2 separate regions of the Homo sapiens genome follow, and region 1 is linked to region 2. Evidence: chromatin contacts called from ENCODE Hi-C or POLR2A ChIA-PET data. All regions are on one chromosome and are shown on one strand. The core of a region is the stretch at or near the end of the contact, and the rest is flanking DNA. Distances in the headings are between cores, read along the strand shown.

Evidence for each region. Hi-C counts contacts between places; a loop is a spot of excess contacts on that map. ChIA-PET counts read pairs that join two places held with the same protein, here RNA polymerase II (POLR2A). Pooled maps may share reads with other maps.
Region 1: a loop to region 2 is called in a map of endothelial cell of umbilical vein, with 4 times the contacts of the local background. The contact joins two enhancer-like sites. A Hi-C loop is called at or near these places in 10 of 168 maps with a recorded cell type or tissue (A673, G401, IMR-90 and 7 more) and 6 of 50 pooled maps. POLR2A ChIA-PET finds 5 or more read pairs at or near these places in 2 of 52 experiments (AG04450 and Panc1).

The regions. Positions count from the first base shown.
Region 1 is chr9:88,732,482-88,738,105 of GRCh38, forward strand. No RefSeq gene overlaps it. Among named protein-coding and RNA genes, the nearest start is that of MIR4289, 11 kb to the right of the region's middle. Within about 2 kb of position 1,395, at least 8 of the 41 ENCODE cell types and tissues checked have a DNase peak (open chromatin) inside an H3K27ac peak, as active enhancers do; they include A673 and endothelial cell of umbilical vein, where a contact is called at or near this core.
Region 2 is chr9:88,774,813-88,780,633 of GRCh38, forward strand. No RefSeq gene overlaps it. Among named protein-coding and RNA genes, the nearest start is that of MIR4289, 32 kb to the left of the region's middle. RefSeq lists a silencer at 3,270-3,509. Within about 2 kb of position 3,224, at least 12 of the 41 ENCODE cell types and tissues checked have a DNase peak (open chromatin) inside an H3K27ac peak, as active enhancers do; they include A673 and endothelial cell of umbilical vein, where a contact is called at or near this core.

The DNA.
Region 1 (5,624 bases), core at 145-2,644, 44 kb before region 2:
TGCCTGGAATGGAGTGGCGAGCTTTGGATTTGAATAACTCCATGGATTTAACCTGCAGGTTCTGGAGAAGACCAGGACATTTTGCAAAAGCATAACGCAAACCACTCTTGAAGGAAATGACTCAGACAAATGAAGTCTTTGCTCCAATGCTGGTATCTTGTCCATTTTTGACTCTTGACCAGGGGCTCACCCATAGATCTGGTGCTGGGACATGCCCTGCTTCCACATTGAGGTCTCTTGCCCATGTTGGACCCTATGTTCACCCTGGAGCCCCACCTGCCACCTGGTCTTGGCTTAGCATCTTTGTCTTGGGACAGCACGTCCCACGTCCTGAGCTATGAACAGGAAGGAACCCTGAATCTCAGGATGAGATTGTTAACTTTAAAACTATTTTTTTTTACATGAGAACCTCTCCTTTTCCCACAAGAAAATCTAGTGCCCAACCCCAATCCTTAAAACAGATAAAAGTAGAGGCTTTTGGGTGGAGGCTAAGCAGTGGTGAGATGGAAGGGGGTTAGCAGAATGAAACCCATGCCCCTCAGCTTTCCAGGCCCTGGGACCTGAAGATACAGTAATGTGGTAGGTTACTATTTTAATGAATTACATGGAATTTTCATTGAGAAAATCATCAAGGGTATACTTGTATACACATACACAGTTTTGATATGTATATTTTCTGTATTCTGCATTATGCTTCCATAAAAGATGGAAATACTTCACCAATGAAAAGATAATAAGGAAAGAGCCAGATCCTAAGTATGCATTATCTAGTTGAATAAAATTAGAACTTAGATTTTCCATATCACATTTCAGATGACATGCTGTTTAGAGAAATTAGAATCACAAAGTTGAATCTAATCCTTGTATGTGTTGCCTATCAGTTTCTGAAAAAGATTATTTTAAAAATCATATAATGTTTCTCTGGATTCTGTAGTGATTCCAAGGAAATTAAAATGAACTTTAGAGAACCCTTTAACCCCCTCTCCCCAAGAATAGTTCTTGAAAGGATTGCTTAAGAATTCACCACCACTGCTCCCCACTCTCATCTTTAATTCATTTTTCGTGATTGTGGGGGAAGAAATGGAGCTTTAGGGATGGGGCAAGGGATGAAAGAACCAGAAACCCAAAGCCAGAACTAGGCTTTACTTTCATGTGACTGCACCAGATTACTCAGGAAGAGGGGGAAGCTCAGTTTTCAAACAGACATGCTCACTCTGCAGAGGTTGAAGTGGGGAGGTGTTAGAGATCCCAGGAAGCAGGGGGTGCCCGGGATTACTCAGTGTTCCCTGAGGGTGAAGACATTTCACAAAGTGGGGTTGCTTTAACAACCTTTCTTCCCTTCCTTTCCCAATTTTACAAACCATCTGTTGCTGTCTGGGACACATCGACCCTGTTCAAAGCGCGGCTGTCCCAGGGGAGCAGGCCTTGTAACAGTGGGCATGCCTTGTCATGGGTGTCGTCAGCTCGTTACTGATGGTGTATGTTTGCCAAAAGAACTTGCTTTTTCTGCTAGTATTGCCAAGTTTTATTGGAAACATGTGGGTCCTATGTCTTTTGGAGAAAACAGAATCTCCACTGTGCCAAGAATTTTACATGCATAATCTCATATATGTCTCACAAATTCCTAGGAATGGCTATGATTGTCCTCTGTGAAAGGACAAGGTTTGGAGACATGAAGTTGCCTGAGATCACACAGTGAGTAGGCGGTGGAGGCAGGATTCCTACTCAGACAGCCTTAATTAAAATTCTGGGACTCTTAATGATTTCACTAGCCATGCAAATGAAATACTTTAGTGTGGCAGGAGGAAAGAAACTATATACCACTCTAATTAGTCACTGGAATGTGTAGTTAATGTAGGCAATGACCTCATTCATTTGTAAGCGTTTGATGGGAGGAAAGTTCCACTAATAAAATATAGTTTTAAAAAATGAGATTGAAGACTTCATTAGGAAAACATATTAACTTATTTCCTTGGAATTAGAATACATGTAATGCTTTATCTCAGTTACGTAAGCAGAACAAAAAATTAATAGGCAGTAAAGATCCAAAAAGGTGAAAACAGAAAAATAAAAACTCCCATTAAAGCAGTATAAGTAATTGATAGACAACCAGGGGTTTATTTTTCTTTTGTAGAAGTAAACAGCCTCAGATCTCTCTTCTCCTGCTTGCTTATTCTGTACAGACATTTCCTTTCAGGACTGTGAAGATGTCATGCCATTATCTTCTGTTTTTACTGTTTCTGCTGGGAAATCAGCTGTGTATATGTCTTACTGTTGCCCCTTTGAAGTTAATATGCCCTTTAAATTTTTTCTGGATGCTCTAAAGGTTTTTATCACTGTTGTTGATTTCCAGCATTTTACCATGATGTTCTCTAGGTATGGTTTTCTTTGTATTTACCCTGCTTGTGGTTCACTGAACCTCTTGCTTCTATGGGTTTCATGATATTTGAGAAATCTTCAAATATTGTTTCCACCATAATCTCTTTCTCCTTCCCTTGTAGCACTTCAATTGTATATATATTAAACTACTTCATCATGTCACATTTGTTTCTTATATACTTTTTTGGTATTTTATACCCTTTTAAATTCTCTATTCTTTATTCTGGATTTTTCTATTGGCCAATCTTTCAGTTTCCTAATCTTTTATTTGACTGTGACTAATCTGCTGTTAAATCTATCTATTCAGCTCTTAATTTCAGTTATCGCATTTTTCAGTTCTAGAATTTTCATTTGGTTTATTGATTTGAGTTTTCTGCTGAATTCACATTTGTCTTCTAATTTCTTGAATATATGAATCTTAGTTATTTAAAAATCTATTTTTGATCATTCTCATATCGGGATCTGTTTCTATTACCTATTTTTTTTTTCTTTTGGTCCTACTTTCTTGTATGCCTGGAAAGTTTTCATTGCATAGTAGATATTGTATATAGGAAACTGTAGAAGCTCTATCTCTGCTGTCTAGTAGAGTAGCTGTAGGTGGCGATTGAACACTTGCAATGTGGGTTGCTTTTGTGTCAGGTACCCACTGGTTCATATCAATGTGCTCCTCTTTCCTTGAGACATTGGCCAAGTTCTAGCTACCAGGTGTCTTCAGACAGATCCTTTGGCATTTTGTCCAACTTTCCAATCGGGCATCAGCAGGATCAGGCTGCTACAAACCAGACCCTTGGAGCCAGAAGTGGGCTTCCATGGCCATCTCCTGCACTACTTCCTCCCTCATAAATACTAATCTACTTGCTTTTCCTCTTCTCTGTTTATCACTTGGATTCAAAAAAATCTACTAGAATATGTCCTCCATGGAGAAGTTTTCCAAAGTGAGACTGGACTGCCCTGTATTCCTCTGAAGGTGAAGCTGCTTAAACAGAACCTGACCAGTCAGGTCCCCAAAGAGGATCAGGCTTGGACTCTGCTGGGAAAAAATATAGGAATTCCGACATCAGCAGCTGCACTCTTGACTTTTGTTACACTTGCTTTAAAAACTTAGAAGCGATAATAGTAGCTGGGTGGTGCATACTTGTAATCCTATCTACTCAAGAGGCTGAGGCAGGAGGATTGTTTGAGCCCAGGAGTTTGAGACCCAACTGGGCAACATAGCAAGATCTCGTTTCTATTTAAAAGATTAATTTTTAAAAAGTAAAGAAAAAGATATTTTGAGGCTAACCTCCAGATCACCTCTTATGTTATAGAACTTTGGGAGCTGGAGTGAGTCCAGAATTACTTGTTTGCTGTCTCTAGAATGTTCTTTCCACTCCAACATCCCTTCTAATGTGACAGTGGTGAACAGTCTGTCTGCCCAGGTTGACACTTAGATGTTCACAGACAAGCAGTGCCCTCCAGCTCCAGCCAAGGGGTATGGCCTTGAACTTAGTGCTGCTCAACACGGGAAAAGCTAAGTGAAGGATGGGCATGTAGCCCAACTTTCCTCTTACATACCCAACATCTGTGCTTGGATTAAATCAACCACATACTACCCTGAGTGTACCATAGTGCAACCAACCAAAGAATCTTTATTGAATTTCACTTTGGATGAATGCCATTGGCAATGATGGAAGATGGCAAAAGAAAGCTTATTTTGCTTGTGGGAATTTTTTGTTTTGTTTTGTTTTTTAACTGAGACAAGGTCTTGCTCTGTCACTCAGGCTGGAGTGCAGTGGCACGATCTCAGCTCACTGCAACCTTGACTTTCTGGACTCAAGTGATCCTTCCACCTCAGTCTCCCAAGCAGCTGGGAGTACAGGTGTTAACCACCATGTCTGGCTAGTTTCTGTAGTTTTTGTAGAGATGGTGTTTCAGCCTGCTGCCCAGGCTGGTCTTGAACTCCTAGGCTCAAGCAATGTACCTGCCTCAGCCTCCCGAAATGCTGGGATTTTAGACATGAGCCACTACACCCAGTCCACACTCTTACTGTTATGGCTACTAATTTTCTCATAGAGTTATAGCTACTGCAGCTCTTTCCAGTCTTACCTCCTCTCTCCAATGTAGTATCTACACTAGCCAGAGTAATTGTATTAGTTTTCTAGTGCTGCATAACAAACTAGCTCCAAACTTAGTGGCTTAAAACAACAAACGTTCATTTTACCATGTCTGTGGATCAGGAATCTGAGCAAGGCTTCACTGGTGCCTGACTCAGGATCTCTCACAAGGATGCAGCAAAGGGGTTGGCTGGGGCTGAGTGATCTGCGGGCTCAACTCGGATAGGATGCACTTCCAAGCTCACTGACGTGGCTGTTGGCAGCCCTGAGGTCTTGGCTGGCTGTTGGCTGGAAACATCAATTTCTTGACCCATGGATCTCTACACAGGGCAGCTCACCACATGGCAGCTCCCTTCCTTTGGAGTGAGCAAGGGGTAGAGTGAGAGAGAGAAGCCAAGACAGAAGCCACAGGCCTTTTGTAACCTAATCTCAGAAGGGCCATCCCATTCTTTTGCTTGTATTGTATTCATCAGAAGCAAGTCACTAAGTCTAGTCTGCACTAAAGGGAGAGGATCACACAAAGGCATGAATTCCAGGATCTGCAGATCACCAGGGGCCATCCTGGAGGCTTTCTGCCACATCCCCTGACTACACAAAGCCAGCACGCCTCTGCTGGAAATCCTCCAGGGGGTCCACCGTGCTCTTCAGATGGAGTGCAGACCCTGTTGCATGGCTGGCAGGGCCATCCAACCACGCCACTCACCACTCTGGGCTTATTTTGAGAGGCTTCATTCCTGGCCCATTTGTTTTTTCTACAAAGAAGAAAAATGGATTCCATTAAGTTTCATTTTTTTCTCTGTCCCAGATGATATTTTCAAAAAGTAGCAAACTTACCTAAAAAGCCCAAAACAGGATGCTGAAAATGTCGCCAGACTAATGTACAATCCAAGAATGGGTCCCTGAATAATTTACAGTTCCCTGTAACTGAACAGAAACGGGTAAAAGCAGTCAGCGGCTAGCACTTGCTACTGTGTCAGGTACTGCCCAGACAACTTTCCATGGATTGACCCATTTACCCTCCGAAAGCCCTAAGCAGTGTCCTCATTTCACAGATGATGTGCAGGCAGGTCAGAGGCGGGGGGCTGGCTTGGAGCCTGCCCCTATGCCACGTATGCTGCCCTGGCCCATGGATGCTCCCAGACCAGGCAGGCG
Region 2 (5,821 bases), core at 1,974-4,473:
TTTAACTGGGTCTACGAGGCAGTCAAGAAGGAGGTGCTGAGGAGAGCCACATCACACACTCAAGGAACCGTTGTGATTCTCCCATCTTGCCCACCCCATGGAAAGAAGGGTCCTCCCTTTTTCGTCTCACTGCTTGAGGTAATGACACCAATTCTATAGTCTAGGATAGACAAAGACTCCCAGAGAAAACAGAAAGAAATAAATGAAACACTTTCTGAAATTTTTCCTCCTGAAATAATATTTTGTTTGTACTTAAAAAAAAGAGAGATGATAACTTATTGCTAAACCTTTAGTGTGTCTACATGGGAGAAGTGACTCAGCAGGTCTTGGGCCAAACTGCGTATTTGTTTAACTTCAATCTCAGGAGAGCCAAGGAGTAAAACCATGGCACTATCTTTGTTGCAACAAAGACTTCTTGCTTGATGAGCATTCTTGGCAAGGGAGCCTTCATATTTTAAAAGGCTGTAACTGTTTATGGCTATCAGCTTATCACTCTAAAACCAAAGGAGGCCTGAGGACAAAGAGTGAGCCAGAGGGGATGTTAAGGGAGGGAGGGTTCTCCAGGAAGCAGAGTCCTAGGCAGTCTGCAGTCTGGACCCATCACACTGCAGAACTGGGCAGGGTGACCAGGCATCTGCAGCTTTCTTGTCTCTGAGCAAGTGAGAGTGCTGGTCCTTGTACACCAGCATCAGAAATGAGAGCAGACAATGGAGGAGGGTGAATGCAAGGGGTGCTCAGGAAGAAGCACAAGCAACACCCTACAGGGGTTGAAGGGAGACCATTTTCTGGGTGGGAATAAGTAGAGATTTATGAAAGAGCCGATATTCACACGTGGCCACAGGATTTTGACAGAGTGGTGGCAGGACCTCCAGGTGGAAGGAACCAGTGAGCCAAGGTGTTGAGTCCTTAGGCAGAGATGATGTCACCCAATATGTATTTTGTAGCAAAATACATATTTGTCCTTTTTGCTTAATGTATGCTGAGTCATTTAACCCTCACAGCGACTCTTACCCCCGCTTCCTTTATTCTCACTCTTCTCCTCTTTTCCCTCTCAAGATCATCTCCTCTCTTCTTCCCTTCCTGTTGGGAAGTCAAGTGGACGGGGTGGATGGGGAGGAAGGAACTGAACAACTCTACGTGGAATGTTCGGGGAAGGACTCTCTGAGGTGGAAATGTTTAAACTCAAACCTGAAGGGTGAGAAAGAACAAGCCAAGCGTGTGGATTGGGAGACAGAGCATATTGCACTTGGGGAGCAGAGAGCCACTGGGGGAGTGAGTGCACGTGGTGAGGTCAGAGAGGGCCAGGGCATCTTGTAGGCCATATGAGGATTCTCCCAAACTGTCTGGGGGTCCCTGGCTTCATGCTGAAAGGGAAGACAAAACCCAGGCAAGTCCCAGGCTGAGAAGGGCAGAGTCAGAAGACAGAGGGCGAAGCTGCCCCTCAGGGGCTGGATGGGGGCTGATGGGTGCCCTTGGAGCTGCCCCTTTCAGGGGTCAGAACTTCCACAGAAGAATTTGGGGGTGGGATACAACTCAGCCCACAGCCATGTCAAATTGATTGGCATTGGTCATCTGCCTTCTTCAGTTGCTTTTATTTTTCTCTTCTGGAGAGCCAAGAGCCTGAAAGGTAGAATTGAGAGCCTAGAGAATCGAGCCCACGACACAGTGAGGATAATTCCTTAAACTTAATTGCATCTCCCAGATGGATTGAAACTGCCTGAACTGGTGCCCCCCATTTTCCCCTTTTGGAACCAGAATGTCTATAATGGCTCTCCTACACTTATACCATCATTGAATTTGGTGGTCAGATTACTTGTTTTCTAGTTTTACAGGGCCACAGATAGACAGGGTCTGTGGCTCAGGGTGTATCATAGCAGAGCCTCACCTGACTGCTCAAGGCGACTGAAATGATGAGATTTTGGACTTGAAGTGGGTGTTCTAATGGAGTGAGATCTTTGTTGTCATGAGACAGGATAGATGCATTTTGCAGATGAGAGAGAGGAATGTGGTCAGAGGGTAAACTATAGCAGACAAAATTTTTGCCTCCCCCATTTTAGACCTGCCTTTTAATGGACTTGCTTAGTCATTGGGGTTAACTATGAGCAAACACAGTCCCCAGTACAGCAGAACAGAGAAACAACAATGTACCAGGTTAGATCAGAGCAAAGGAATGTTTGAAAACTGGAAACATCTCATATTTAGAAAACAAGAAGTGGGCAAGAAACCAGAGTGTCTGGGGAGCCTATAAGTGCATATGAAAAAGTATGGGCCCACGTTGGGCATGGTGGCGCATGCCTATAATCCCAGGAGGCTGAGGTGGGAGATCGGGTGAATCCAGGATTTCAAGGCTTAAGTGAGCTCTGATTGTGCCACTGCACTCCAGCCTGGATGACAGAGTGAGACCCTGCCTCAAAAAAAAAAAAAAATAAAGGCACAAATGGAAGGTGTTTGTATCAACAGGGCCAGGGCCATGGGCTCTTGGAGTGCCAAGTGTCTCAGACGCAGCATCAATCGTCAGCAGTAGTTGTGGTTCCTCCTTCTGCGTGGTCACCTGTGGAGGGCCTGCAGTGAGTGTGCATGTGTGTGTGTGCATGTGTACGGGGCATAACACTGGTGGCAAAACATCAGGGAAAATCTGGGGCTTCTGTGTTCAAGAAATTAGTTTTATTGTAATTGTACAGAGATAAAATCCCTACTTTCACAGAGTATTCTTACGCACTACTTTCTTTTCTTGGAAATTTTGGGGGGAAAGACTAACAATACATGTTTCTTAGCCGTGGCCTTTCCTAATTTCCAAGAGCTGAATCTCATCCTGCTAAGGTCTCCCTGAAACCAGACTGCTCTGCACCCTCCTCCGCACTCCTCCCCACGGCATGACAGTTACTGCCCATCTTCTGAGATAACTTCAAGGCAACTATGGCAGCTTGTTTTATTTTCTCTTCCTGCAACTCTCTCTGATTCTCTCTTTCAGCATTTAAGGATTGTCTTACTCTAATCAGCAACTCCACCAGGAACCTTTTGTGTTTTTTCGCTCTGTTTCTCCCCCACTATTTGGGGCCAGAGCCCTCTGAGCCTCACATAATGAAATTCAGGTCGCTGTGCAGAAAATATTGAGCACAGAGAAACAAACCCCAGGAGGCAAACTCTGAGGCCGGAAGGTAGAATTAGGAGCAGCCAAAAAGGACAGCAGGCGAGTTCAACCGGATGCATGATCATTTCCTGTTCTTAAAATTCCCTTTAATATCCCCAGCCCAGCCCGCTGAGTCGGTGAGAAGCTGGGGAGGAAGAGCCCTGGCTGGGGTCAGGGGCCCAGGCTGCAGGCCCAGCTGGTGGCTCGCTAGTGAGGCCCTGGGGAGACCTCTCAGGCCTGTCTTCAAGTCAGTAAGGAGGGGCCAGTCCTGCAGCTCTACCCTCAGAGCATGGGTGGTGGTGGTGGGGTGTGTGTGTGTGTGTAAGGCAGGTCTGGCTCCAAGCATCAGGAAGTGAGAACTGGGGAGAGATGTCTTTTGTGGGGTTCACACCCTCCCCAGCCGGGTTCTCCCACTCTCCTGGAAGGAACGGGCAGCTAACACCTCAGAGCTCCTGGAACAGGCAGGGGATGCCCACCTCCTTATCTCAGGGAGTAACCTGTGCACAGTCCTGGGAACAGGCACGGTCATCTTAGTGATAGTGACAGTGTGGCCTGGCCTGCAGCAGTGAGTTCTGCACACTTCATTGCGGGGAAGCTGGATGGTAGAAAGTGGAGACATTCAACCAAGATGACGCAGTTGTTTGCAGCCACATGTAGAATTGACGCCTGTCTGAAAACCTCCCCACCATTTGGCCACGATCAGTGCTGACCCTCACTCTGTCCCTGGGCTGTGGCTGACACACACAGGGTCACTGCCAATTGCTCAGGGCTCCTGTCTCTCAATACATGTATTTTCACAAAAAGGACACTCACTAAAGTGATGTCGAGAGCCATCTTGAAGAGGAAGAATAAAAGACAAATAGGCTGGGCGTGGTGGCTCACGCCTGTAATCCCAGCACTTTGGGAGGTTGAGGCGGGCAGATCACGAGGTCAGGAGATTGAGACCATCCTGGCCAACATGGTGAAATGCTGTCTCTACTAAAAATACAAAAAATTAGCTGGGTGTGGTGGCAGGCACCTGTAGTCCCAGCTACTTGGGAGGCTGAGGCAGGAGAATTGCTTGAACCTGGGAAGCAGAGCTTGCAGTGAGCAGAGATTGCAGCACTGCACTCCAGCCTGGGCGACAGAGTGAGACTCTGTCTCAAAAAAAAAAAAAAAAAGACCAATAGTGGAACAGTGGAGTAGAACATGGGTAAAGGGAAGTCCTAACCTGTGCCTCTTAATATCTGGTGTCACTGAGAATATTCATCCTCAGGCTTCTTTTGAACCTATCTCCTTGGCCACATGGAATAGATAAATGAGAGATCAGAGGCTTCTGCTGGACTATGAGTCCACCCCTCTCCCAGGCTTGCTCCCTCCAGCCCTGGGCCTGGATGCCAAGTTCCCTGGGGACATGGATGCCACCCACCAGGATGGGACCATTGGGAGTTTCCTCCAAGAGGGTGGAATATGACCATTGTTCCTGACATTGCTCACTTTAATTAGTCCACTAGATGCTCCAATCCTTGAAGGAAACCATGTTTCATCTCCAGTTTACACACAAGGAACCTGAGGCTTAGAGAGCTCTGACTTTAGGAAGTTACAGGTAAACTTTAGAGCCCACGTTCCCTAACTTTGAGCCCATGGACTCCTCATTTGGAGTTCTCAGGCATAGGGTGGAGAGAGGTGTAGACAAAACCCCAGGGTCATGCTTGATCTGCTGTGCAACATGTTCAGCTGCTCCTGGATAAGTGCAAGGTGTTTATTTATTTATTTATTTTTGAGATGGAGTCTCTCCCTGTCGCCCAGGCTGGAGTGCAGTGGCGTGATCTCGGCTCACTGCAAGCTCCGCCTCCCAGGTTCAAGCAATTCTCCTGCCTCAGCCTCCGTATGAGTAGCTGGGACTACAGGCGCCCACCACCACGCCCGGCTAATTTTTTGCATTTTTAGTAGAGACAGGGTTTCACCGTGTTAGCCAGGATGGTCTCGATCTCCTGACCTCGTGATCCACCCGCCTCGGCCTCCCAAAGTGCTGGGATTACAGGCGTGAGCCACCGCGCCCGGCTGCAAGGTGTTTATTAAAAGGATTCCTGCCTATTAACGAAGACTTATTTTTCACACTTTTATTTCAAAACTTGTTTTTGTCCTTTTTATGTTTCCTAATTGTTAAGAAGTGGCTTTATTTCTCAATTTGAGACATCTTTCTCAACCACAGTGTTTCTTTTTGATATTGATAATTAACTTTTTTTGGCCTGTATTTAATGTTGGAAGGCAAATACTATGTCCCAAACTACACTTTAGAAAATGACGATGGTAAACTTCATCTTTTCACATTTATTGATTACCCAATTATCACTTGGATGCTGCTTTACAGCTCAGATCTTATAATTTCACTTACTCCTCATAAGGACCTCATCAGTGGCTATTATTATTATTATTATTTCCATGAGGGCTCAAGAGCTGATAAGTAATTTGTCCCAAAACCATAGAGCTGGCCCCTAAGCCCAGAATTACAGGCCTGTGTCCATCTCATTCAGCCAGTGTCCCCAAGAACAACCTGCATCTGTCTGCATCAGAACCACCAGAGGTGCTGACTAAAGAATGACGCATATTTACCACTCTACCTGCCTCAGCTACAAAGGACCACCACTCCTATAACTTCAGATCTCCAGGGAGGGGGTTGGAGGAGGCTTTTTAAAAACCTTCACCTCA